2 separate regions of the Mus musculus genome follow, and region 2 is linked to region 1. The links are chromatin loops, found by intact Hi-C in ENCODE. Cell type or tissue: left cerebral cortex. All regions are shown on one strand. Links, peaks and the distances in the headings refer to the core of each region. The heading gives the core; the rest is flanking DNA.

Evidence for each region. Peaks named below come from ENCODE experiments on the same cell type or tissue, not always from the same donor. Only the 100,000 strongest peaks of a DNase experiment are listed, where the experiment ranks them.
Region 2: it touches region 1 in a loop (2.1-fold over the local background); 2 of 42 quality-filtered maps call a loop at or near these places.

Annotation. Positions count from the first base shown.
Region 1 is chr5:138,451,737-138,466,814 of GRCm38, reverse strand. It overlaps Zfp157 (zinc finger protein 157), which reads right to left. Exons shown (of 5, transcript NM_028130.3): 4 at 11,726-11,835; 5 at 6,121-10,940. The coding sequence ends at 9,570. Among named protein-coding and RNA genes, the nearest start is that of Zfp157, 18 kb to the right of the region's middle. In left cerebral cortex, for the core only: no CTCF peak of the experiment used is centred there; no DNase peak of the experiment used is centred there.
Region 2 is chr5:138,597,180-138,612,257 of GRCm38, reverse strand. Zfp68 (zinc finger protein 68) reads left to right here. Exons shown (of 6, transcript NM_013844.2): 4 at 93-219; 5 at 345-434; 6 at 4,437-8,606. The coding sequence ends at 6,019. Among named protein-coding and RNA genes, the nearest start is that of Zfp68, 15 kb to the left of the region's middle. In left cerebral cortex, for the core only: no CTCF peak of the experiment used is centred there; no DNase peak of the experiment used is centred there.

The sequences.
Region 1 (15,078 bases), core at 8,360-10,859:
GAAAACCAAATTTACACAAAATCTTTCCACAAATCTAGCCCTAGAAAGGATAACAGATGGAAAACACCAACACAAGAAGTGGAACTACACCCTAGGAGAAGCAAAAAAGTAATCTTTCAACAAACCCACACAAACAATTCTACCTCTAACAAGAAAATTAACAGGAAGTAACAATCACTTTTCCTTAATATCTCTTAATATGAAAATTAATATTACCAACATATCCTAATCAATTGGAATTCAAAAATATGAGGAATTGAAATTTGTCAGCTGTCATCCCATGGTCTCTCTCTAATCTGGTAATGGGAGAAATAGGTCCAATATTGTACAACCCATATACACTTTCTGCCTGTTGATACATGACAGGGTCTTGCTGTGTGCCACATAATGGTCTTGAAATCATGCTTCTCCTATCTCAGCCTCTCTATTAGTAGGATTGTTTATTTGATGTTTTACACTATACTATGGTTTTCAGAACAGCTTACATATTTCAAAATTATTTATGTAGCCAAAAGAAATGTAGACAATTAATCTGGGAGGTGACCTGTAAGAGAACAGCAAAAAGTAAAACTAAAGGCTTGTTTGATATTTATAATTATTGTATCAATTTTGAAGAAGAGGACTTTATAAGTTACTCTTATTCTGAAATGAATGCTTTTCAAAATCATCACAGCCAATGAACCAGAATCTTATATTCACCTAACTTCTGTGCCACCCTCCAAGCAGGACCATTGTTCATTGAAACAGTTGATAAATGACTTCATGGATAGACCATCTTAATACACACACCATTTCTTAAATGAATATAACCTGTTCCCTGTGGGCTGAGAATGACGACAATCACTCAAGTCAATTAACTTTGACAGTAGCAGGAAATCTGTATCCAAAAATCGTGCCTACAATTCATTCCTTGGTGCAGTAGAACCGTCAACTCTTAGCTTATCTACTATGGAGGTAAAATCCTTTGTTAATGTGAGGGATAGTCAAGTACAGCCCTATTAAAATGACCTCCAATGTCTAAAAACTGTTCTTATTTTATGTTTGTACCACAGTAAGAGCCAAGATTTTAAGCCCTATTAAAAACAAAACAAACAAACAAACAGACTTTATCTATTTATGTTCATTTTAAAAAAAACTAATAGTGATATATTATTTTAAAATATACAATTAATATATTTGGAGTTATTTTAAATTTATATTAAGAAAAACATAGGTATTTTCAGTATTGCTGTAGAGAAACATCTACATAATACTGTTCGACTGATTGTTGTTTTATATCAAACAACTTTTATAATACTCATTTTTATTGTTACAATATTTTATAAATTTTAAAGAATATGATAAAAAAGAAAGAAATCGCAGGGAAGCATCACCCATCCTACTTCAGTAACACAGCTGCCTAACTAGACCCAAAGAATGACAACACCACTGGAGCTGATACATTGAAATGGAACCTCACAGGACCCCATGCTTTGATATAGAACTATAGGAAACCAATAAATAATGGAAGTGAGAGAATTGGTCTTCCCCAGGGATGAACCATCTAATTGATTATCCAGTACCAAGCAGTGCAACAGCCTTAAAACACACACACACACACACACACACACACACACACACACACACACACACACACACTTATATAATTAAATGAATTGAGCAAGTTGTATTTATATATTTAGGCATTTGTGTATATGTGTGTATAACACAGTATATAAGGCCATAATTTGAAGAAAGAGCAAGGGGAAGCATAGGATGGATTGAATAGAGGAAAAATAAGATTGGACATTATATTATTTTAATTAAAATAAGGCTCATAAATCTTACCATTAAAATGTATATATATATATACATCAAAGTCCAGTACAACACGAAACCAAACACTACAAGAAGTACCACAGACAGACCCACAGGCACGAAATAGCCGGCTCGCCACTCCAATATATATATACATTTTATATATATGGAGAGAGAGAGAGAGAGAGAGAGAGAGAGAGAGAGAGAGAGAGAGAGAGAGAGAGAGAGAGAGCGCAAGGAGCTCTCCAGGGTTGTCAGAGAATCTAGCATTCTCTCTTATTTAATTGAAAAGATCAGCAGTAGTGAAGGACCAATAATAGTGGGGTTGATTTCCCTGTTGGTAGTCTTGTCACCCTTAGGGGTAAGACAACGGAATCTGCCTCTGGCTCTATAGCCTCGGGAGGGGCCATGTGCCAGCTTTGAGGCCCCTGTGCCAGCCCCACCCCCTTCATTCCTGAAGTTGTGGTACTTCCTCCTTGGAAAGCATGGGTGGGGCTAAAGCTGGCGCAGCCAGGGGGGACTCTGGCACAGCTGGGGTTGGGCTTGTAGAGGTGCTGGCACAGCTGGTCCCAGTGGGAATGCTGGTGCTGCTGGGGTTTGGGTGGTAGGCGGTAGGATAGAACTTCCTCTGGCATACTCTCCTGTAAAATGGGGCAAAGAGATGCAAGAGACTTAGGAACTTCCCACATCTGTTCTTCTGTCACCAGGGCCGACACTGTTCCTAGTGGTGTAGAAGCATTAGTTAGAGGGAAGAGGAAGGGTTTAACGCATGGTGGTGGATTAGAAACCAAGTCCTTCCAAACCACTATATAGGGGACTTGATCCAGATGTCCCTGCGCCTTTTGCTAATACCGTGGGGAGGTGAAAGGTCCCTTCTGGTGGTCACCTGACTGTACATTTCTTGTTCACATCTATGGAGATTGTGAGCTCTAGTTCTCACTTCCTTAAAGTGAGCTAAAACAATGTTGAAGGGGGAGGAGTCAGCCTGTCCCATATCATCCATCAGAGTCCAGTACAACACGAAACCAAACACTGCACGAAGTACCACAGACAGACCCACAGGCACGAAATAGCCGGCTTGCCACTCCAAGCACTAGGACTCAGACTCTCGCCTTGGAAAGTGGAAGTGAGGTGAGTAAGAAAGTAGATTGTGCTGAGACCCTTCCTCGAACACAGATTCCTCCCTATGAAGGTAACTGTCAAGCTTGCAGGATCAGGGACATCTCCGCAGTGACCTTCTAGCAAGTCCGCTCTAGTCACCCTTCTGCGGAGTATACTGACGCCTCGAGGCTGTTCCAACAGAACTAACAGAACAAATGCAAACAGTACAAGAACACTGACACTCACAATTTATTGGCTGGCACTAGACTCTCCGGATTGCAGATTCCAGAGATCTGCAAAGGTGAAAAGGGGAATTACAATATTCTGGCACAAGGCTGGGCACTCTTTGTTTACCCTCTCCAAAGGCCAGGGCATCTATGAAGGGAGAAGGGAAGGAGAGCTCACCTTTCTAGCCCTGCACAGCAGTAGGGAAGTGCAGAGGCTAGCTTCCCCTGTCTCTTTAGCAACTTCCAGTGATGAGTTTGAGCCTGTGGCAGTTTATCATTACTCACAGACTTTTGAAGTTTATACCTATTAATGGATCTGGCCTCCAGTCTCTGCTTCTCTGCCCTCTACTATGTGAGAAATGAACACCTTCAGCTCTCACTACCTGGGGCTTAGCTAATCCTATTAATACTTTTCCTGTCATGATAGACTGATAACTCCTGAAAACCAGGAAGCAAAATAAGCTCTTTTTACATTTTCTTGTCACAGGTCATTTCTTTTTTTCAAGGAAGAGCAAACTAATAAAAATCAAGAACAAATGCTTTTTTACAGAACATAAATACATCTTTTAGAATTAAACTCTTTTAGAATAATGGAATACTTTAACTGGTAATTATGTATAAGAACTATAGTTAATAAATTTGGAGTCTACGAGCTTAAATTGTTGTTGGTGGTGGTCCTCTAACTAGTGCCAAGGATGAAAAGAGGGAGGGAGGAAGGAGGGGGTGATAAAATCTCTGTGATGGGAAGGAGCAGTAGAGACCTCATACTTAATTCGGCATCTCAACACTGTCACATATATAAACAGGCTTCAGACACAAGAACCTGTAAGAGAACAAAACTGTAATCAACAAGTTATTTCATGTACTGTTTCTGATTTGCAGTTCATCTGGGTAGTAGAACCATCTAGATGTTCATAGTTGCATCTGGAACTCTGCTAGCAATCACATTTTTAATACTGAATGCAGTTGGGTATGATCGAACAGGCATACAATCCCAACATTTGAGAGGCAGAAGATTCCAGCATGGCTAAGGGAAGCCTGTTCTGCACAGTGAGTTCCAGGAAGGCCAAGGCTGTGTACCAAGTCTTTCTCAAACCCTGTCCTCAACAGACTGAATGCTGAGTGACAGATGAACTAGTCACTCAGGTGCACAGCTGTACAAGGGGCTAGCACCTCTGGATGACAGATCTTTCCACTGTTCCGAGTATATAAGAATGTTATTCACTCCATGGGCCCATGGAAGGAGTTACAGAGACAAAGTTTGGAGCTGAGATGAAAGGATGGACCATGTAGAGACTGCCATATCCAGGGATCCACCCCATAATCAGCATCCAAACGCTGACACCATTGCATACACTAGCAAGATTTTATTGAAAGGACCCAGATGTAGCTGTCTCTTGTGAGACTATGCCGGGGCCTAGCAAACACAGAAGTGGATGCTCACAGTCAGCTAATGGATGGATCACAGGGCTCCCAATGGAGGAGCTAGATAAAGTAGCCAAGGAGCTAAAGGGATCTGCAACCCTATAGGTGGAACAACATTATGAACTAACCAGTACCCCGGAGCTCTTGACTCTAGCTGCATATGTATCAAAAGATGGCCTAGTCGGCCATCACTGGAAAGAGAGGCCCATTGGACTTGCAAACTTTATATGCCCCAGTACAGGGGAACACCAGGGCCAAAAAGGGGGAGTGGGTGGGTAGGGGAGTGGAGGTGGGTGGGTATGGGGGACTTTTGGTATAGCATTGGAAATGTAAATGAGCTAAATACCTAATAAAAAAAATGGAAAAAAAAAAGAATGTTATTCACATCACACTAGATCAGCACTAAAACTTAAAAAAATAACTTGATAAAGGAATGGCTCTAAGTCACCAAGTGGATGGGAAATATACAATCTGTTTATTATTTCCTTTCAAATTTGCTTAAAGCCATGATTTTAAAGTATTTATAATGCAATGACTTTTTTAAAAAGACCATACATCAGACTATATAGTTTAAGGGTAGGAAGAAAAAACACACTAGGAGAAACTTCACCACGTCACATAGATCAACTACTTTCATTTTATTCTCTACATAGCCTTGGCTGTTTAGAAACTCACTAGGTAGACCAGGCCGAACATGAACTCACAGAGATCCATCTGCCTCTACCTCCTGATTGATAGGATTAAAACTTGGGTCAACTTCAAATACTCTGAAAATAAAAGGAAAAACTAGACACTAGACATCCCAGAACAAAACAAACAAACAAACAAAGACAAAAGACTTGAATGGCCACAGGTCACATTGTATAGAACATACATAAGTGTTTAATATCATAAACTATCCTCAATATGTTTAGAGATTAGAGAAATCAATGGAGATGTAAATTAAAACACTAGCGGCATGGGCTGCAGAGATGGCTCAGTAGTCAAGAGTACTTGGTGCTTCTGCAGAAGACCTAGGCTCAGTTCTCAGCACTCATATTACCCACAACCATCTAACTCTCAATTCACGGGATCCAACATCATCTTCTGGAATCTGCAGGTAGGGTAGCAAGTATGCACACAGTGTATTAACTTAAGTGGAAGCAGCACATTCATACACATACAATTTTTAAAATCTCTCGTTAAAGGATCGCATCAACAGATATACTAACAGAGGGCAGGCAGTAATCGCACAAGGTGCCAACTCTAGACAGAGGTCTGCAGATAACTAAGGAATGCTGAGAACAGGAGAAATAATCTTCCCAACATTTCAACCAATTGGTTAGCCAATACCCTAACAGCACGCACATACAAGTAACATTATGCAGATTTAAGAGACTGTATTTATATTTAGGAATACATATATGTATATTATATATATTTACACACATCTGTAATAAAAATTGAAGAGAGCATGAATTTGAGAGCAAGGAGTACTTGGGGAAGGTTGAATGTAGGAAAGGGAAGGAGGAAAAGAATATATTTTAACTTGAAAAAAATCTTTAAAAGCCCAAACTGTGAAGAGTTAGAATAAGTACTCATTAATAAAAATTTAATGATAAATTATTATTCATTGAGTAAAATTAGCTGGTAAATATATTTGATATTCTCCTACTAACAATACAATACAGAAATAAGTATTCATGTGCATGATTATAACCCAAGAGAACATATCAGTATTGGTTCAAAGCGAGTGCAGGGAAATACATTCACAAAGTGATTAAAGTGTGGAAGAGGGATAGGTTCACATTGATGATCCCAGTTATACACTGGCACAGCGTTTGCTAGAGTATTTTCATTTTATTTACAAATTGCTCATTGAGATTGTAGGAATTAGTCCCACTTATCTATAATGTATTCCTTTCCAAGAGGACCTTGACTTGCAAACTTGTACACCGTTAGTAAATAACATATCTGGCAACTGGAGTAGTTTGTGCAGTCTGATATTTGGAGGACATAGTTGCAAGCCTCTAATGTTACTTAACTCAGCACCTCCCATCACTTCTTCAATGAGTATGCCATACATAGTCTTACTGTAGTCTACTATAGTCTATCCACTGCCATTCTCCCAACATCCTGGTTGACATTTAAAACTTGAAACAGGAATATCTCCACATATAGTAGGGTGGATATTTGTTTAAAGATTCAGCTTTTAGTTACATCAGTAACTATCAAGGTTTTTGTTCTCTGAGTAAGATAAGTGAATGCCTAACTTTGAAAGAACTTCTAAACATTTTGCACATTAACTGCTGTATCCTGGAGTCTTACTAATTAATCCTATGGAATTCAGACACTAGCTAGCTCTTATCAGCCAACCATAAAATTATTTCCATTGCTACTTTATAATGGTATTTAGCTACTATTATGAATCATGATATAAATATCTCTATTTGCCAATGGTTTTAGGTAAGCCCTCTGAAAGGATTGCTCTATTTCTTTAAATATAGCTTGACATGTCTCTTTTCTGGCTCCATGCTCATTTAATCATGGGATTAAGTACTTTTGTGCTTGATGAGAATGTTACAAGGCACTGGTGATGGCAAGTAGATGATGTCCTCTCAGACTTCTTGTTAGAGCCTTCTTTAGTATAGGAAAGGATATAAACCATTGTTTACTCTTGATGTTTATTCTCGAGTTTACAAAGAATGTGTGCACACAAGAACACACACACACACACACACACACACACACACACAAAGTTGTCTATGCTTCTAGTCCCATTCACAAACCCTCTTTTGATCCTGATGTGTAATTTTGAAATTTATCTTTGATACATTTTGATGTTTATCTTTGAAAGCCTAGTAAGTGAATAGGGCAAGCTGTAACATGACTACCACACTCCCATTCCTACCCTAAACTATAAAACCTCTAGCTGCATTTTTTCAAAACTATGTAATACTGCCCTAGTGGGCAAGCAGCCAAAGTCTATCCAAATCCCCCTTACATCATAGCTGCCATACCCTCTACCATTTGCACTATTTCCAGGACCTTGTATAGTCAGATGTATGTGGAAAAAGAGTGGCCAGGCTTTTCTCTAAAAGAAAAACTGGTCATAATTCTAAACTGCTGAACTCAGGCTGGGAGCGTGTGGACTCACATAGTAAGCTAAGCACTAGCCACCAGTTTTTCTCAGATTTAGGGAGAATACATGGTACCTTTTACCTACCCATACTAGAAACTAACTACAAGTCTGTGAAAATGTCATACTTCTGTACACTCCAGGCATCTTAAAGGTTGGGTGGTTTGTATCTTGTCAAGATTATGTCACTCTGAGGGGCAGACAATATGCATCTAAATCGTAAGCTCAGATCTGAGACTCTTCTGGAAGGCCTTTTCCTATGTACTGAGATTTTGAGATTTCCTCCTAAGCCTCTGGGACAGACTCCTTGTCCCATAGCTCTGACTCCAGGATCACTGACAGCCACGTAATCCTTCACAAAGATACAGGGGCATGCTAATGGTGACTCCATGTTGATATAAATTCCTTCCCGGGGGTTGATGTAAAGCAATCTCTACCCCTTCCCCTAAGGTACTAATAACAAACAGAGCCGTCATTCCAAAGTTCATAAATATATCAATGACTTTATTTGGCTTCCTTACAGAGCGTGAGTAAGGGTTACTTCCAAGGGTATGAGTACACCACCCCTAGTGGGTGGCATCTGGAATGACTTACTCAGCAGGAATGGGATTTTTTTTTTCCAAAACAACATAGATGGAGGCTGTGGCTACTTCCCTAGTGTTTCCTGGCACTTACTCTAAATCTTTTCTCTAGGCAGTCTGCAGAGCTGCCAGTTGGTAGGGAGCAGTTGGATGCTGGGAGGAGACGAGAGTATAAACCATCAATAAGCCCAGTTGTGATGAGCTTCTGCAAGGGGGCACAGCTGAATTCTCGGAGCTGGCTGTTGCTTGGCTTAAAAGAGTCAGGACACTATTATTTAGATTCTCTTCTCCCAGAGTTGGAAAATGATAATGAAAACTGTTCTCCTTCCATCCACTAAGAGCAAGCTGTATAAATCTGGTCAGGTGAAATGGTGCAGAGTGAGTGCAAGCGACACTGAGCTGAGATAGGGTATTTGATCCTGGCTCTAACACTCACTCGGTTTGTTATCTTAAGCACTGGTCTAGATTCCCTCATTTATCTGCAAACTGTGGTACAAATCCCATGGACCTCCATCTCTCCTGTGCTGCTAATTTGATATAAATGTTGCCACTCTCAGCCATCGCTTCTCTGAGATCAGGAAATAAGTACTGCTAATGTCTGGGCCCCTACATCACTGACTGTCAGACTAAAATGACGTCATCAGAAGACTTCCCGCATTTTCTCTTTCGAGATGAGAATCAGATAACACAGATCACTTTAGCAGTCCTACAGAATAAGCCAGTGCCTCCTACCTAATACAGAGTCAGTCATTTCCAACATAACTCAACAGCACTTCTGAAACATATCACATTTCTACACATGCCCTTTTAACATTCTAGGCCCACCTAGAGTTGGAGAGAATATGATGTTCCCTAGTCTTGAATAACTGTGTCAATGAAACGGAACATAAGCAAGTGCCACTATACATGATTTATTTGTACACAGTCTCTCACCTGTATGACTTTTTTTGATGCAGACTGTGGTCTGACATCAAAATTTTCCTGTTTTTTAAAAGGGTCCCTTAAATGTTTTTCAAGGTTAGTACGTATATGGTAGCCTAACTGGAAAATGTTTTTTGATTTTTATACATTCTCAGGGTGTTCCATTGCAGGTTTCAACAGAGACCCGAGTCACCATTCAAAACTTTGGGCTTTTAAGTCATAAGCTTCTTTCCATGTTTAAGCTGCTTTCCTGTGTTCTTTCCAGACAAAACGGTCTTCTGATACTGAGAGGTCTCCCTTGTGCCAGTTCTTTGCCGTACTCTTTCGTAAGGCATCCTCTGATGTCAAGTGATCCTGGTTGACTGCATGCTTTCTAGCCTTCTCTGTTATTAGCGTGTCTCACCTGAGTTCATTCACATTGAATGAGGCATGAGTTAAGAAGGTAAGTTTTCCTGCATTATGTACATCTATAGGACTTCTCAACTCTAAGAAGTCCATCATATGAACTGAGGAGTGATTTATAGTAGAGAGTTTTTTTTCATTATTTAGAGCCACAGGGTTTCTAACTTGTATATCATTTCTGATATTGACTGAGCTGTGAGTTGCAGGAAAATGCTTTTCTCTGTTCTTTGTATTAGTACCATGTGTATGAGTTCCCAGATGTCGGGCGAGTCCTGACTTGCAGAAAAAAGCTTTTCTGCAATCTTTACATTCATAGGGCTTCTCACCTGTATGGATTCTATGATGAAGAGTTAAGTGTGACTTGCGATAGAAACATTTGCCACAGTCTTTACATTCATAGGGCCTCTCGCCGGTATGAGTTCTATGATGAGCAGTGAGCTCTGACTTGGAGGAGAAAGCTTTTCTGCACTCTTCGCATTCATAAGGCTTCTCACCTGTATGAATTCTATGATGGCGAGTTAACTGTGACTTGTAGAAGAAAGCCTTGCCACAGTCTTTACATTCATAGGGCTTTTCACCTGTATGAGTTCTCTGATGTTCAGTTAGAGTTGACTTATAATAGAAAGATTTCTGACATTCCTTACACTCATAAGGCTTTTCTCCGGAATGTATTTTTTGATGTACACGAAGGGTTGACTTGCAGTAAAAAGCTTTGCCACATTCCTCACACTGATAGGGCTTCTCCCCGGTATGAGTTCTATGATGTGAAGTGAGCTCTGACTTGGAGGAAAAACCTTTCCTGCACTCTTTGCATTCATAAGGTTTCTCACGTGTATGAGTTCTATGATGGCGAGTTAAGTTTGACTTGTAGAAGAAAGCCTTGCCACAGTCTTTACACACATAAGGCTTCTCGCCGGTATGAATTCGCTGATGTTCAGTGAGGGTTGACTTATAATAGAAAGCTTTCCAACATTCTTTACATTCGTAAGGTTTCTCACCTCTATGAGTTTTCTGATGTACTGTAAGGGTTGACTTACGATAGAAAGCTTTCCCACATTCTTCACATGCATGGGGCTTCTCACCAGTATGAATTCTATGATGCACAGTGAGTTCTGATTTGGAGGAGAAAGCTTTCTTGCATTCTGTACACTGATAGATCTTCAATCTTGTACGAGCTCTCTGGTGTTGAGTGAGCGCTGACTTGTAACAGAAAGCTTTCTGACATTCCTTCCATTCGTATGGTTTCACACTTGGATAGTATGCATGCTGCTTGCTGCACTGCGATGGCAGGCTGACCATTTTCATACACGGTTTACACTCATAGGGTTTTGTACCTCGGGGAAGTTCCAGTTGAACCTTCATTTCTGCCTTGAGACAAAAGAATCTGTCAAGGTTTTCTACAAATGGGGCTTTTTTCTAGCATGTACTTACTAATGTTCTGTGAGGATAATAACATCTTAAAAGTTTTACAGGAAGTACACTCACAATTTTCCCTGCTGTGCATCTTGTTACTTAAAATAAGATTAATTTCTTTCTACCATTTTAAGTTATGCATACATGTAGAGGTATGTGTGTTCAGGAGCAGGCACCCACAGAGGCAGAGATGTCTTATTACTTGGGCGCTGGAATTACAGGCTAGCTAAGAGTCGCAAAACGTGTGCTGGGAACCTAGCTCCTGCTATGAGATAGAGTAGCTCAGGCTCTTAACTGCTCAGCTATCTCATCCTTTACCGTGTTCTATTCTGTGTCTGGTTATATGCAATATTTTCCTTATATGAGATATGTTTTGCAGAGTTAATTTTAAACAATGAAAATAAAAAATTTAAAAAAAAAAAGACTTCCAATCATGAAACTAGCAGTTTCTTAAATAGAAAACTTTTTAGGTATCAATAACATTGTCTCTGTGTAGATGTATGTCCCCAGTCAAACATTATAAATATCATCATGTGAACTTTCAACCTTGTTAGGCAGAGTAAGATGTTCAGGGTGCCAGAGGGGCTTGTCAGTTATTATCAGGTTTGTCACTAGCTAGCATCCCATTAGGCTCGCTACACACACTTTCTGCCACAGGTTAGGCTCCTTTGCTGTGAGCAATCCTCCTTATGTCCACAATCAAAATGTGAAGGATGTATTCACTTTCACATTTTACCTACTTCAATCATCTCTTTATTTGAAAGATTTCTGTTGATGCTTCCCACTGGCCACATACGACTCTCTGCATTTTCCAGGCAACTCTCATTTGGAGTATAAACTTCAAGAACACCTACAACAATATAATAAAAAAAAAAATCACTATCCTTAAATCAAATATATTATTTATTCAGTTCAAATATAATTGTGGGGTTTCTTCATGATTCTTCAGCTTAATGAGGGAAATTTTACACAAACAGGTAAGGCAGTCCTAAGCCATGTTCCTCCACTGCTTCTTCTTTTGACAAATACATGGAAAGAAGTTATTCACCTACTTCTTCGCTATTGTTTGGCGCATTAATTTTTAACTGTGTTGTTAACCTGAGCTGCTATTCCTTTATAACCTTAATTGTATACACACCATCTGATACCACAGCTCATTATGTGAGGTGCAAAGATTTTCTTTCACTAGCTACCCACTAAACATAGGCTTCACATTCTGTTTTAGGAGCAAAAAATGTAGGTTCATAAAAGGATTATTATACATTTCTTATAAATTTGATTCCTTCGCCCTGAAAAGCCACACAGGCTCTGTCTTCCATTGGTCATTGCCTACGATCGCCTTTCTCCCACACTGGAGGGCAGCTGCTGCAGAAGCTCCCAGGAATCCATCTTCTGTTCTACAAATCTCTTTGCCTCTTGGACTAAAATACATTTTTGCAAAAAAAAAAAAAAATTTATTAAAAATAAATGCTAAGAAAGGATTGGGTTGCGAGTCTGACTGGTATGTGCCTATATGTAGAGAATATCAATACACATTTAGGTATCTTTTACTATATATTAATTGTACAAAATTATAGACATAATTTATTCAAAATCATAGCTTGAGAAGTCTGAATCCTTAAGTAAGAAACTATTTTGTCTTTCAAATGGTCATATTATTGAACTGTCTTCTAAACATGTATGTTTCTATCTCCAGTTTACACTGTTCTCAAACTTCATCAGAAAAACTTCTTGCTGCAGTGGAAATGGTTAATACACACATGCATGACTGTTCAAAGCTTGGAAATTGAAGTAAGAGCAGAGATGACCATTATCTAATGAATAGATAATTAAAATATGATATTTATATACACATAAAATAAAAAATTATTATATTGTAAATAAAAATTAGATTGTGACCTTTGCAGGTAAATAAATGGAGCTGGAAATAGATGATTCTTTGAAAGACAACCCAGATCCTGAAAGATGACCCAAGTTCTCTCTCATATGTGGATCCGACCTCTGAATCTTTAGATGTATGTGCTTAAATAGGAAAACCTATAGAAGTCAGGAAAACAAAAAGAGGCCAAAAGGGAGATATAAAACAAATGTTATAAATGAGTAAAGGGGAATAATGGTGAAGGTAAGGTTCAGTGAGGTGAGGGTGAGAGGACAAGGCAGAGGGTGGGATACTAACACTAAAAGACCTTTCTTTAACAGCCTCATGGAAACCACTTTGAAAGGTTCTAAAAGAAAGGTGGGATGGATGGATGGATGGATGGATGGATGGATGGATGGATGGATGGATGGATGAGATAAATAGACAGATGACTGATTAATAGATAGACAGATAAACAGACAGACAGACAGACAGAAAGATAGAATAGAGATACCTTAGATAGGGAAAAATGAAATGCCCCAGATACCATATATTACTGAACAAAATATTCAGTGCTTTGACGTTATCTATTTTCAAGGTGTTGATAGTTTGATTCCAAAGACCTCCCCTGCACCAACAATAAAAAATATTGCTACTGTTCTTAGTTACTCCCTAGAACTTGACGGTAAGACCCCACTTGTGAAGCCACTTTAAACTTCAGTTATAAAACATGAAAGATTAAGCTGATACTGATCTTGAAGCTTCATGCCTGCTGGCTAGCTTTTGTAGTACTGGGAAGTGCCATCACAATACTACAAGAAAAGTTATCAACATGCTTAGCCAGCTGTGAACCCTGAGAGCTACAATAATAACTGGCCTAATACTTTATACCTAGTTTCACAGTAGTGGCATGGGATTTAAAGGAGCAACCATCCACTCTAGTTGGAGTTAAGGCACACTCCATGAGATAGAACTCTTGCTTTGTAACTGGGTCAAGAACGTGTGGATGGGTAGGTCACCGGCTGTCAGGCAGCAGCTACTTCAACCTTTTTCTATATAGCTATAGCATTAAAGAGTCTCCTAAGTACTTATCTTTATATGCATATATTAGTGCAGCTGTCACTCTTCATTTGTCAGAGTGCCCAATCCTAAAGGAGATATCTGCAGTACACACCTTCCTCCCAGAGGTCAGGGGTCACCATGGAAGAAGGAAAGGAAGGATCGTAGGAACAGAAGTGGTAGATAACTTTCTCAAACAGCAATGTCAGGCCAAGACAACGCCACTGCACACATGAACTCACAATAGCTAGGACTATGTATATAAAGCCTTTGCAGAATAAAGCTAATCAAAATCCCAACATAAATGAAGAAGGGACTGACAAAGTCCCATTGATAACTCAGAAGCAACTGGTAACTGAGAGCTACTAGGTGATGGAAAGTTGAGGTTTCTACAGGGGTATGGCCCCCAAGAGAGCACTCAAGCTCCATGAATGGCCCTCCACCCTCACACACACTGGTAGCACAAAGTGGATTCAGTGGGTTTAAAAAGTAGAGCACATGAGTGTGGGAGGGAGAAGTGATAGTGGGATAGGAAAGAAGTTGGATAAAAGAAAGGAAGGGAAACCTTGACCAAATAATTTGTGCAAATAAGAAGTTCTCAAAAAAAAAAAAAAAAAAGTAAATGAGAGGGAATACAATATGTATTGCTATTAATTTAGGCAAAATGTTTTCTCCTTTTTTATATTCAGTATAAATAGTTGTCCAGACTGTAATATTATGTTGTCATATTCCTTTCTTTGGCCACTTGAAAAAGTTATCCATTTTTTTTTAACTTTGAAGAGATGCCAAATTCTAGCAGACATTAAACTGAAATGAACATGTGAGTGTGTTCCAAATTCTAACTACATGCACACTACATATAATGTTTTCCATAAATTATACTACCTGGTATCTCTGGTATGAAATGACACTTATCACGGGGCATATTTTTAATGTTTTAAAGAATTCTGTTGTCTGTTGTTATTGAAGATTTTTACATGTACATTTTCTTCTCTGATTCCTACCTAGTCTTGCTATCTAATACTGGCTGATATCTAATATAGCAAGTCTCCAAGATTACCATATTCCTATTCCACTTTATGAATCAGCTTGATGGGCATAGACATGTACTTTTATACCTGTCTGGTAGAAGAACTAGTCAAAGAGATTTTACAAGGAGCTTTGATTAGTTGTGGC
Region 2 (15,078 bases), core at 8,422-10,921, 150 kb before region 1:
TCCCATAATACAGAATACAGATCCAATTTTGTGTTATGTAAGACAGGTATCCACATAGAATGATGAGCTCAGGAGAAATGTGTCATTTACAGGGGCTGGTGTCATTTGAGGATATAGCTGTGGAATTCACCTGGCAGGAATGGCAGGACCTGAATGAAGGTCAGAGAACTCTCTACAGGGATGTGATGCTGGAGAACTACAGCAACTTGCTGTTCTTGGGTGAGTGGAAGATGGAATATAAGCTGTCTATCAAAACTAATTGTCCTCATCATGGGATGTCTCCTCAAATGAAGATTCTTTCTTCTCTCTGCCTGGCTTAGAAGGCTAATAGTTTCCATTTACAGGGCACTGCAAAACCAAACCGGAGCTGATCTTCAATTTGGAGCAAAGACTTGGGTCATGGATTGTAGAAGCCTCACACCAGTGTGTCCCAGGTACGTCAGTGCATAGTATTTAGGGATTAAGATGATGAGAACTAATCAGATACAGTAACAATCTATCTCCATGTCCCAGTCCTAAAGATGGCTAATCTCATGATTAAGACATTTGTCTAATACACTGTCTGACTTAGTTAGGGTTTTACTGCTGTGAACAGACACCATGACCAAGACAACTCTTATAAGGACAACCTTAATTGGAGCTGGCTTGCAGGTTCAGAGGTTTAGTCTTTATCATGAAGGTGGGACATGGCAGCTTCTAGGTAGGCATGGCACTGGATGAGCTGAGAGATCTACATCTTCATCTGAAGGCTGCTAGTGGAGGTCTGCCTTCGAGGCAGCTAGGATGAGGGTCTTTAGTCCAAGCCCACAGTGACACACCTACTCCAACAAGGCCACACCTCCTACTAGTGCCACTCTCTTGGCCAAGCATATACAAACCATCAATATGCTATTTTTTTTGATTTACTATAAATTTATTTCCCTATATGGATTTTTTTAAACTTTATCTGCATTTATTTTATGCTGAATTTATTCCTGGGCCGTGAGTTTTTGTTTCTTCAGTTTCTCCTGGGATATCTTTTTCTTCTGTGCAGCCTCCTCTGCTGGCTTTGGAACGATCTGTTCCTTCTCAGTGAGGATCATCTCACTGTGGCAGGGGAGCTCATGTGTGGGTTAATCCGTCCATGAGCTCTGTAGGTTCGTTGGCGCATCTTATGTTCGTCTGGATGTGTTCAATGACAAGAGAATCTACGTCTAAACCCTTAAGTTCAGCGTTACTCTCGGCATTTTTAAGCATGTGCAGCAAAAATTCAGCACTCTTTTTTGGCCATCGTCCATGTCCAGCCCCACTGTTTGGCCTGGGCACACCTACCGACTCCACCATTATACCGCAGGAATGGCACACACTGCTTCTTTAAAGTGACATCCTTCAGATACTTGGTGGCCTTGCGGATATGCAAACCCTTGATGGCCTGAGCAGTTTCCCGGGTGTTCTTAAAGTGAACGCGAAGGTTTGGGTTTGAACCTCTTGATTTGCATGATTTTGTGGGGTTTTCTGGGTCAAGAGAGTAGTGAACCATTTTGGCAGGTGACCTCTGGCTGCTTACAGGAAGAGGAGCCCCTATATGGATCTTAGAGAAAGAACATATATTGTTTTATTTTAGGAAAAGTCTAATAAACTGAGTTGTATGGAAGTAGATAGGCATTTATTTTATTTATGTAATTAAACTATGAGATGAGTATTTTTCAGGTTTACTACATAATATGCAGGTAACTGTCTACCAAAACCTTAGTCATGGATATTAGTAACAGAGATACAAATTTATGAATGAGCCACTTAAGGCTAGTATTAAATTATAGGTATTGCTGCACATGGACAGGTGAAATCTGAGAGAATAGCGTTAGAGTGTTCTAGAGTAAAGCAGCTGAGAGAACAGCGTTAGAGAGTTCTAGAGTAAAGCAGCTGAGAGAACAGCGTTAGAGAGTTCTAGAGTAAAGCAGCTGAGAGAACAGCGTTAGAGAGTTCTAGAGTAAAGCAGCTGAGAGAACAGCGTTAGAGAGTTCTAGAGTAAAGCAGCTGAGAGAACAGCGTTAGTGTTCTAGAGTAAAGCAGCTGAGAGAACAGCGTTAGTGTTCTAGAGTAAAGCAGCTGAGAGAACAGCGTTAGTGTTCTAGAGTAAAGCAGCTGAGAGAACAGCGTTAGAGTGTTCTAGAGTAAAGCAGCTGAGAGAACAGCGTTAGAGTGTTCTAGAGTAAAGCAGCTGAGAGAATAGCGTTAGAGTGTTCTAGAGTAAAGCAGTAGGTTCAGAGTGCTTTACGATTCTCTGAACAAAAAGATAGAAGGTAGCAAAGGACAAACTATCCCAAGTCTTTAGGGCAACTAAAAAGAAGAAAACAAAACTATAATGCGTTTGTGCATGCCCCCCCCCCCCATAGCCTCCCCCCCCCCCCGAACTATAATGCACATACACACTAAGTAGCCTATAATTATCTCCTTGTGCAGAAAAAACCCAAAGCAGTAAGCGCAGGCTAAGTCTGGAGAATGTAGGCAGCCCTAGGGACAACTGGATAGAGGAGAAACCCACAGTTGTCAAAAAGGCTAGATCCAGTTGAGTGTTCCTTGTCGGAAAGTGACTTCATTACAGACTAGCCTTGGAGGAGAAACCACTTAGATTGCTCCCTTACCTTCAAGTGCTATACCTAGAATCCAACTTGAGAGAAGTAGTTGTGGTGGCACTCATTCTGTTTTTGAGACTGAGAGACTGTGGACCTGAAATCAAGAAATAATCACACATCACAGAGAGTATAGACATGCTTTCACCATTATTAATTGAACAAACTGGAAGACCTTTTAAGATAAAGATCTAATTAGTATCTTCCAATAAGAATCCTAAATTTAAGTCTTCTTAAATATAAAGCAGATGGCCAGGTGGAATAAAAACTAAGATGTTACTTGCTCTATGTAGCATCTCCTCTTATTGGCCAAAGTACTTATGAACCGAAAATATGAATAATATTTTTTGAGACAAATACTGTAAAGGCACTCCTCAGTAAGCCATCCTCACACCAGATTAATTTAGATGGGATAAAGAAATAATCTGAATATTTATAAAGGAGCCAATCCATTAAAATATAATTATTCCAAATTCTTATGCACTAAATTTTGGTGTTCTGGGTTCCATTAAAAAAAACCAAAGAAGACAAGTTTTAGATCACGCGTTAGCGTCCTGGAGTGAATAATGCGCATTAATTAATTAATTAGCATCCCTGGAGTGAATAATGTGCATTAATTAATTAATTAGCGTCCTGGAGTGAATAATGTGCATTAATTAATTAATTAGCGTCCTGGAGTGAATAATGTGCATTAATTAATTAATTAGCGTCCTGGAGTGAATAATGTGCATTAATTAATTAATTAGCATCCTGGAGTGAATAATGTGCATTAATTAATTAATTAGCATCCCTGGAGTGAACAATGTGCATTAATTAATTAATTAGCATCCCTGGAGTGAATAATGTGCATTAATTAATTAATTAGCATCCCTGGAGTGAATAATGTGCATTAATTAATTAATTAGCATCCCTGGAGTGAATAATGTGCATCAGCGACAATGCAGCAAAGACATCCGGCTGAGGCGACATCCGCTTTCATGAATGAAATACTCGAGTTAAGTAGCTAAAATAGTTTATTATCATCAACAGCTAACTCAGGAACAAGATTTCGCAGGGAAACTTTATAGTTGAACAATAGTGTGCATCAATGAGCCTGCAGAGACGGTTTAGTGTATACTGTCCCAGTGGCTGTGAAATACACATCTAAGCTTTGTCTAAAACAAATGAAATTTGAAGTTGTAAAGCTATCTCTAATAAACAAAAAAACATTGAAAATAATTTCTTTAATCTTTTAAAATCAAAACCGGAAATGCTAAAACCCAATAGCCAGAGAAATTAAAGAAACAAATATGTGTTTGAACAGTTTTGAGTGATCAGTGGCTCGTAAAAGTATGGGAGTTAAATCTCCTAGGACGAAGTAAACTCAGAAAAGTAAAAGGGGAGTGTGTGGACGGAGGGAAGAGAGCCTGCAGGCGTGGGCGGGGGAGTGTGTGGACGGAGGGAGAGAGCCTGCAGGTAGAAGGGGAGTGTGTGGACGGAGGGAGAGAGCCTGCAGGCGTGGGCAAGAAAGTAGAGATGAGCATCATCACTGTACATCGTGTTCACATACAAAACCAAGACAGTATTCAATGGTATACATGGATAAAAACACAATACATATTAATATGCTAAACTTAGAAGTCACATATGACATTGAGTTAGGTAAAGGAAAATTCATGTCATTTTGGTAAGCAATCTAACAACTTCTTAGATTTTTCGTTTTTGGTAAAATGATTTAAAAGCAAATAGATGGGTAAAGCATAGATTAAGAATTTGTGTGGTGTGTGTGTGTTATCCTAGGATGTCCAGTTTGTGCTTATTAATATGTCTTAACTATCATTTTAGATTTCCAGAATATGAGTACCCTGAATAAGAGCAGTCCAGATACCAAAGCAAGACACGTGTGGCAAGTTGCCCTCAACAGTGAAACATCAAAGGAGTTGGCTGGAATAGGGAATACTTGCAATGTGAGCACAAACCATATTTCAGATCAGACTATCAAGAATGAGAACTCACTAGGAATGAGTCCTAGAAAGTTTATTCTGTGGAAGGACGTGTATCTCCACACTGATGCTGATGAGATAGAAGTTGGAGAAGAACCTGAAGATCTTAATGGAACTGCAGAATCTGTCACACACCCCGAGCAAGTTAGTCTATACAGGTTTCAAAGGTCACAGAGTTACTTTCAAAGTCTGATACCAGGGAAATCCTTCAACACAAAAGCAGTATTACTTACTCATAAGTTCAGTGAATATGCAAAATCCTTAGGTGATACAGCATTTATTGACAAAGAGATGGCTCAGATAAGGGTGAAATCCTTTGAATGTAATGTATCAGAGATAAACTGTAGCAAGTCTGACCTTAATGAAAATGAACCCACGCACATGGGAGAGAAACATTACAAATGTAGTAACTTTGAGAACCCTTTTATTATTGAATCATACCTTCCAAAACATAAGGGGCAGCATGAGAAGCTCTTTATCCAGAAGGAATATGAGTTTTCTCAGCAGTCAGAAGTGAGTCTTCATCAGAAAATCCGCAGAGGGAAAAAAACCTATGAATGTAAAATATGTGGCAAGTGCTTTTATTGGAAAACCAGCTTCAATAGACATCAGAGCACTCACACTGGTGAGAAGCCCTATGAATGTACAGAATGCAGTAAAGCGTTCTGCCAGAAGTCACACCTCACTCAGCACCAGAGAGTTCACACAGGCGAGAGACCATACATATGCTTTGAATGCAGGAAAGCTTTCTATCGTAAATCAGAGCTTACTGACCATCAGAGAATTCATACAGGTGAGAAGCCATATGAATGTAAGGAATGTGGGAAAGCTTTTTGCCAAAAGCCCCAACTTACTCTACATCAGAGAATTCATACAGGTGAGAAGCCCTATGAGTGTGCAGAATGTGGGAAAGCCTTCTCCACTAAGTCCTATTTAACTGTCCATCAGAGAACTCACACAGGTGAGAAACCTTACGAATGTACAGTATGTAGGAAGTCATTTATCTGTAAGTCAAGTTTCAGTCATCATTGGAGAACTCATACAGGTGAGAAACCTTACGAATGTAAGCAGTGTATGAAGACCTTCTACCGTAAGTCAGGCCTGACTCGACACCAGAGAACTCACACAGGTGACAAACGCTATGAATGTCAATTATGTCAGAAAGCTTTTTACTGCACTTCACACCTCATTGTACATCAGCGAACTCATACGGGTGAGAAACCTTATGAATGTAAGGAATGTAGGAAAGCTTTCTATGATAAGTCAAACCTTAAGCGGCATCAGAAGATTCATAGTATGAAGAAAGCCTCTGAGAGCAAACAGTCTAACAACTTTTTTCTGAGTGATACTTCTCAACATCAGACGATGTATTATGAATATGAAGAATGCAAGAAAGCTTTCCACCAGAAAACAAACTTTACTTAAACATTCTTCTTACAGCTAAGGGGACCCTGTGATTGGAAAACACTTATCCAAAGGTCAGATCTTACTGTACATTGGAGCACTTATTCAAGGGATTAAACCAAATGAATAAACGGTGAAGGAAAACCTTGATCTTTGTTTGTTTATCAAAGAACTCACAATTGACTGTGGCAGATAATTTAGCCAGGTACATTAACCCAACATAAGACCGATGTTTATGGTAGAGGATCACTTGCACTCAGGCAATAGAGGAAGACACCGTGATTTAAGAACAAATAGGGCAGTTTTCTACTTGAGGTTCTCCTGACTACCAGAACCCAGGGGTGTGAAACCAGCGAAAGTGAGGAGTGCCCCAAACTCTGAATGCAATTTGGAACTCATTGTTGGGTGTTTGGGGACATGCCTGTAATCTTAATATTTGGCAGGGTGAAGAAAGAGGTGAGGAGTTGTAGTCTAACCTTTGCTACAAAGCAATTTCAAACCCAGCCTGGGGTACATGAGGACTTTTTTTTTTAAAGACAATTGATTAAAAATAAGAATCTGAGAATCTAAACTTCACAAACCATATAAAGGGGACAAAGGACAATACAGATCGGGTTAAATGTTGCTATACCTCACTTCCATTTGAATCAGAGATGCTATAAGAGTCCTATTTGTGTGAATTATGTGGAAACGTGTGGAACTTTGTGGAAATTACATGACCCTGAGCTTCACTCATAAGAGTCCACTTGAATTTAGGCAGTTAGGGTTGTGGATGTAGCTCAGTGAAGTGTTTGGCTGCTATTATTGTAACCTGTCTTTCATATAAATTACACATATTATAAATATTATCACCTTAGAGGCTTTATCTGTGCATGCACTCCACAGCACATAGATCAAGGTCAGAGGACAAATCCCAAGGCCAGTTCTCTTCTACCTGGCGGGTTCTTAGTATCAAACGCAGGTTATCAGGCTTGGCAGAAAACATCTTTACTCTCTGAGCCATCTCTCCTGCTTTTGTATTTTATACTTAACAACTGTTGTAAGTTACAAGTAATTCTGGAGGTATTTTCACCTAGTCCAGAATGCTCTACTGGGAAGGACAGGAAGGACATTTCTTTTTATCACTTTTTTTTTAAGTCTCCCTAACTTCAGCTTGCAGATAAGGTCTTGGCACAAATGCTTTGGCTGATAGCAAAGTCCTCCTTATCTTGCCTCAGCTTTGTGAGTGCTCAGATTAAATGTATGTGCTACTATGCCCACCCATAGAATTTTAAGGCATAAAAAAATTAATGAAAATTTCTGGAGTTACTGGATACTATGTTCATGTTCTAAATACCCCATCAGTGTGTCTCACACACACACACAAATTGAGCAAATGAAAGATCTGATTTTACAGCTCAGTGAAGGGATGGCAAATCTCTTGACATCAAGAGAAATGATGGTAATGGGAAATTTCAAAGTTTGCTGCATCAGGTCTCTGTATCTTGGCCCTCACAGAAAAGAAGTCGGGGAAGCTGAAAAAGAATGAATAGTGAAATACAACATACTCTCATTTGGACTGTATTAAAATCCTACAATGTAAAAGTATTCTGATTATATTATTTGAGTGTTAAATTGGAAGTAATAAATGATTTAAAAATATTATTTTAAGTTGTATTCAGCAGTTGTGTATGAACAAGCAGGATGGTCATTCCCAGTCAGCATAAGTTGACCTCCATTCTGGGGCATTTGTGGTTGACATAAATGAAAGTTGATAGTGATACTGGAATCTAGTGGACAAGCTCATAAGTACATTCTGTATTATATAGTTTTAGAAATCCAAATGAAGGCACTTAGCTTAAGTACATGAAATTTGTAATATATGTAATGAAACAAATGCATCGAGAGACCAAAGAGGTAGGGTACATGGCCTTTTTATGTTCATAGTTCTTATTGCAATTTCAGACTTAACAGTATTAAATCACTGTGGTTGTATGATTTAACTTGGTATTGCTGTGACCAGCTATCTGACAGAACCAGTTTCAGGGTGTAAATATTTATTTTAGGCCATCATTTCAAATAGTCAATAGTTACTTGACCCCCTTCCCATGGATAGGTCATGGTCGGCGAGAGGGTTAGCAAGCACTGTTTAACATTAAAACAAATAGGAAACAGCAAAGAAGTGGCTGAGTACCAGGTTTACTTTTTAACGATATACAACAGCAACGTATATGAAAAACAAATATATCCCCTCTCCCACAAAAAAGGCAAGCAAAAGGACTTTTTATATCACCTCCTAGAGTATTGCCACCATTGGAGAATCAAGCATCCGATACATAAGCCTTCAGGGAACATTTCAGATCCAAGTCAATATATGCAGTTTCACGGTAAACAACCAACCCATTCATATGTTGTTAAATATATCATGTTCATATAGTGTTGTATGGATATTTTTATAAAACTATTCAGATTGAAACTGACAAGCTATCCACTGCTCCAAGTGGGTTATTGATACTGCATTTTCAAAGTTTAATCAACATAGGACTTCATATTCTGTCTAATATAAAGTCATGTTGAAATGCAGAAACTGGTACATAGTTGACATCTGATTAAAGCATTTTTGGTAAACAATTCTCATTTTAATTTCTTTTTTTTCCCCCTTTTAGTTAATATAAAAGTACCAGTTGCCTCCCTTACCCTTTTCCTTTCTGGGTTCTCTGTCCAGTGCCCAACTCCTCACTCAAATTGATAGCCTCTTTATTATAGATACAGGTATACCTACAAATACATAACTATAACCCATTGAGGTCATTTTTGTTGGTGTGTATGCAGATTCAGGACTGACCACTACAAAGTGGATAATCAATCTAACTAATTGGGGTTCATTTCTGGGAGAGAATAATTCTGTTTGTCAGTAGTCATGTTAGTGCCACTAAATGAGAGTAAAGATCACTGACTTTTTTTTTTAAACTGGAATTAAGCAAGCTTTATTTTCTCTTAAGCCTACCTTCATAAGTTAGTATAGCCCCAAACAGGAGAAAAAAATTATTAAAAGATCTAACCACCAAATTGCAAGGCCAGGGGATTTGCAAAGGTTTTTAGTTATGTAGGAATTTAGCAGAACATCTCAAACTTATTTGGTAGAGTGTCTTACCAGGGTGGAGGCCAAGGTATAGAGTGTGGAATATATCAAATTCCAGAAAATGTGTCAAAACATTGTCCACGATGCCATGATCAAGGCAATTTATAGAAGAAATTATTTGTGTTAGGGTTCTTTAGAGTAACAGAACTTATAGAATGACTCTCTCTATAGAGAGGGGATTTATTAGAATTGACTTAGGCTATATACAGTCCAGCTAATCCAACAATTTCTGCCTGTGAATAGAAAGTTCCAAGAATCCAGCAGATCCTCAGTCCCGGAGGCTGGATGCCTTCTCTGGTTTTCAGCACATGTTGGAATTCCTAAGATGTAGGTTCTAGTGCCTATGAAGGAATGGATTTGTTAGCAAGGTGAGGGCAAGCAAAGACTAAAAGCTTCCTCTTTCATATCTTTATATAGGTTTCCAGCAGAAGGTGTGTCCCAGATTAAAGGTGTGTCTTCCTATCTCAAAATTTGGATTAAAAATTTATGTCTTCTGGATTCCGAATTAGAAATAGATCTACCTACTTCCATTTAAGAAAAAAAAATATTCCTCCCAGGTGTGCAAATCATTTTTGGATTTTAGTTAATTCTAGATGTAGTTAAGTTGAAACAATGAATAGCTATTTCAGCATTTAATTGGGCCTTGCTTACAGTTCCAGAGGGTGAGTCCATGACAACCATGGCAGAGAGCATAGCAGCAGGTAGGCAGGTAGGCATGGTGCTGGATCAGCTGAGGGTTTACAACTTCAAGTTAAAGACAGAGACAGATAAAGACTGATCCTGGTATGGGCTTTTGAAACTTCAAAGTACCCTCTAGTGGCTCACTTCTTCCAATAAAGTCCAACTAGTCCTTTCAAACAGTTCCATCAACTGGGGACCAAGAATTCAAACATATAAGCCTATGGGGGGCATTCTCTTCCAAACCACATTTATGCAAATCTATCTCCCTTCCCTCCCTCCCTCCCTCCCTCCCTCCCTCCCTCCCTCCCTCCCTCCTTCCCTCCCTCTCTCCTTCCCTCCCTCCCTCCCTTCCTCCTATCTTGCTTCCTTTCTTTCTTTTATAATCTTTTAAAAATTTATTTTATTTATTTAGGTCCCAAATGTTGTCCCCCCATCTTGGTCCCCACTCCCATAGTTCTTCACCCTGCCCCCTCCCCTTTACCTTTGAGAGGGTGCTCCCCACTCCTGGCATCCCCCTTTTCTGAATTCTACAGGATTAGGCACCTCCTCTTCCACTGAGGCCAGAGAAGGCAGTCCTCTGCTACATATGTTCTGAGGGCCTTGGACCAGCACATGTATGCTCTTTGGATGGTGGCTTAGTCTTTGGAAGCTCTTAGAGTTCCGGATTAGTTGACACTGTTGTTGGTCTCCCTAAGGGGTTGCCATTCTCTTTAGCTCCTTCAACACTTGCCCTTACTCTTCCATAGGGGTCCCAGACCTAAGTACAATGTCTGGTTCTAAGTATCTGCATCTCTTTCAGTCAGCTGCTGGTAGAGCCTCTTAGAGGCTGGGCTGCTGTCTGCAAACACAACATAGCATCAGTAGTAGTGTCAGGGTTTGGTGTTGCCCATGGGGTGAACACCAAGCTGGGATTTTTTCCCTCAGTCTCTACTCCATTTTGGTCCCTGCATTTCTTTTATACAGGAACAATTCTGGGTCAAACATTTTGAGGATGGGTTGGTGACCCCAAGCCTTCACTGGAGGCCTTGACTATCTACTGGAGGTGGTCTCTTCAGGTTCAATCTCCCCACTGTTGGGCATTTCACCTAAGATCATCCCCATTGAGTCTTAGGAGCCTCTTACATCTCAGGTCTGGTATTTTCTAGAGGTTCCTCTCACCACTCACCCCTAGCAGCTGCATATGTCTGTTCATTCTCCTAACCCTCTGGGCTTTTCTCATCTTCCCCCATACCTGATACTGTCCCCTTTCCATTCCCCCTCTCTTTTCTACCCAGGTTCCTACTTCCCTTTGCCCCCTGTGATTATGTTGTTCATCCTTCTAAGTGAGATTGAAGTGTCCTTACTTGGGCCTTCCTTTTGTTAAAATTCTTATGATGGTCTGTGACTTGTATCATGGATATTTTATACTTTTTGGATAATATCCATTTATGAGTGAGTACCATGCATGTCCTTTTGGGTCTGGGTTACCACACTCGGGGTGATGTTTTTCAGTACCATCCATTTGCTTGCAAAATTCATGATGTCTCATTTTAAATAGCTGAATAGTGTTCCATTATGTGAATGAGCCACATTTTCTGTATCTATTCTTTGGTTAAGGGACATCTGGGTTGCTTTTAAGTTTCTGGCCATTATAAATAAGGCTGCTAAGGAACATAGTGGAGCAAGTGTCCTTGTAGTATGGTGAAACATCTTTTGGGTATATGCCCGGAGTAGTGTAGCTGGGTCGTCACATAGAACTATTTCCAATTTTCTGAGAAACCTTCAGATTGATTTCTAGGGTGGTTGTACCAGTTTGCAATCTTTGTTCCTCTTTCTCCACATCCTCCCCAGCATGTGTTGTTGCTTGAGTTTTTGATCTTAGCCATTCTGAATGGTATAATGTGGAATCTTAGGGTCATTTTGATTTTCATTTCCCTGATGACTAAGGTTTTTGAACATTTCCTAAAGTGCTTCTGGGCCATTCGAGATTCCTCTGTTGAAAATTCTGTTTAGCTCTGTGCCCCATTTTTAACTGGGTTATTTGTTTTTTTTGGAGGCTAACTTCTTGAGTTCCTTATATATTTTGGATATTAGCCCTCTACTGGATGTAGGGTTAGGGAAGATCTTTCCCTAACCTGTAGGTTGCTGTATTGTCCTATTCACAGTGCCCTTTGCCTTACAGAAGCTTTCAGTTGCACGAGGTCTCATTTATCAACTGTTGATCTTACAACATGTTGATCTTACAGAATAGTGTTCTATTCAGGAATTTTCCCCTGTGCCAATATTTCCAGATTATTTCTCTCTTTCTCTTCTACTAAATTCATTGTATCTGATTTTATGTTGAGGTCCTTGATTCACTTGGACTTGAGCTTTGTACATGGTGATAAACATGGATCAATTTGCCTTATGCTACACGCAGACCACCAGTTAGATCAGCACCATTTGTTGAAGATGCTTTCTTTTTCCACTATATGGTTTTGGCCTCTTTGTCAAAGATCAATTGTCCATAAGTGTATGTATTTTTTTTTCTGAGTCTTCAATTGCATTCCATTGATTGACCTGCCGACCTGTGTACAATACCATGCAGTTTTTATCAATGTTGCTCTATAGTAAAGGTTGAGCTCAGGGATGGTGGTTCCCCCAGAAGTTCTTTTATTGTTCAGAATTATTGTCCTGGTTTTTTGTTTTGTGTTTTTTCATATGAAGTTGAGAATTGCTCTTTCCATGTCTGTGAAGAATTGAGTTGAGATTTTTATGCAAATTTCATTGACTTTGTAGATTGCTTTGTTAGAGTTATACCAAGATATTTTATACTATTCGAGGCTATTGTTTCCCTAATTTCTTTCTCAGCCCATTTATCTTTTGTATAAAGGAAGGCTACTGATTTGTTTGAATTAATTTTATATCCAGCCACTTTGCTGAAGTTCTTTATCAGCTGTAGGTGTTCTCTGGTAGATTTTGGGGGGTGACTTGTATATACTAAAATATCATCTGCAAATAGTGATACCTTGACTTCTTCTTTACAATTTGTATCCCTTTGATCTCCTTTAGTTGTCTAATTGTTCTAGCTAGAACTTCAAGTACTGTATTGAATAGATAGGGAGAGAGTAGGTAGCCTTGTTGTGTCCCTGATTTTAGTGAGATTGCTTCAAGTTTCTCTCCATTTAATTTGATGTTGGCTGTTGGTTTGCTGTATATTGCTTTTATTATGCTTAAATGAATTCTTGATCTTTCTAAAGCTTTTAACATGCAGGGGTTTTGGACTTTGTCAAAGGCCTTTTCAGCATCTAATTAGATGATCATGTGACTTTTTTTTGAGTTTGTTTATATAGTGGATTATATTGATAGATTTCCATATATATATTTTAATATTTTTATTAGGTATTTTCCTCATTTACATTTCCAATGCTATCCCAAAAGTCCCCCATACCCTCTCCCCCCACTCCCCTACCCACCCACTCCCACTTTTTGGCCTTGGCATTCTCCTGTACTGGGGCATATAAAGTTTGCAAGTCCAGTGGGCCTTTCTTTCCAGTGATGGCCGACTAGGCCATCTTTTGATACATATGCAGCTAGAGTCAAGAGCTCTGGGGTACTGGTTAGTTCATATTGTTGTTCCACCTATAGGGTTGCAGATTCCTTTAGCTCCTTGGGTACTTTCTCTAGCTCCTCCATTGGGAGCCCTGTGATCCATCCAATAGCTGACTGTGAGCATCCACTTATGTGCTTGCTAGGCCCCGGCATAGTCTCACAAGAGACAGCTATATCTGGGTCCTTTCAGCAAAATCTTGCTAGTGTATGCAATGGTGTCAGCGTTTGGAAGCTGATTATGGGATGGATCCCCAGATATGGCAGTCTCTAGTTGGTCCATCCTTTTGTCACAGCTCCAAACTTTGTCTCTGTAACTCCTTCCATGGGTGTTTTGTTTCCAATTCTAAGAAGGGGCAAAGTGTCCACACTTTGGTCTTCATTCTTCTTGAGTTTCATGCGTTTAGCAAATTGTATCTTACATCTTGGGTATCGTAAGTTTCTGGGCTAATATCCACTTATCAGTGAGTACCTATTGTGACTTTCTGGTTGCTACCCCTACTTCCCCATCCCCCATTGCTACACACTTCTGTTTAATTTCCTGACCCTTTGTACATTTCCATCTTCTCCCATACTTGATTCTCTTTTTTGCTTTCCCCTCTTCTCTTCCTCCCAAGTCCCTCCACCCTCTATTTCCCTAGATTATTTTGTTCTAAGAAGGACTGAATCATCTATTCTTTGTTTTCCTTCCTCTTGAATTTCATGTGGTCCCTTAGTTGTATCGTGGATATACCACACTTTTTGACTAATACCCACTTATCAGTGAGTTACCTTATTCAGGATGATATCTTCTAGATTTGCCGGCGAATTTCATGAAGTCATTGTTTTTAATAGCTGAGTAGTATTCCATTGTGTAAATATACAATATTTTCTGTATCCATTCCTCTGTTGAGGGACATCTGAGTTGTTTCCAGCTTCTGGCTATTGTAAATATGGCTGCTATGAACATAGAAGAGCATGTGTTCTTATTACAGGTTGTAGCATCTTCTGGGTATATGTCCAGGAGTGGCATATACTGAGTCCTCAGTTACTACTATGTCCATTTTCCAAGGGACTGCCAAACTGATTTCCAGAGCTTGCAATCCCTCCAGCAATGGAAGAGTGTTCCTCTTTTTCCACATTCTTGCCAGCATCTGCTGTCACCTGAATTTTTTGTCTTAGTCATTCTGATTGCTGTGAGGTAGAATCTCAGGGTCATTTTGATTTGCATTTTTCTGATGACAAAAGATGCTCAACATTTCTTTAGGTGCTTCTCAGCCATTCGAGTTTCATCAGTTGAGAATTCTCTGTTTAGATCTGTTACCCATTTTAAAATAGGGCTATTTGGTTCTCTGGAGTCTAACTTCTTGAGTTCTTTGTATATGTTGGATATTAGCCCTGTAGTGATATAAGGTTGGGAAAGATCTTTTCCCAATCTGTTGCTGTTGCTGTCTTGTCCTATTGACAGTGTCCTTTGCCTTAAACAAGCTTTTCAATTTTATGAGGTCCCATTTGTTGATCCTTGTTCTTAGAGCATAAGACATTGGTGTTCTGTTCAGGAAAATTTCCTTTTTGCCCATGTATTCAAGGCTTTCTCCCACTTTCTCTTCTATTAGGTTCAGTGTATCTGGTTTTATGTGGAGGTCCTTGATCTACTTGGACTTGAGCTTTGTACAAGGAGATAAGAATGAATCGATTTGCATTCTTCTACATGCTGACTGCCAGTTGTGCC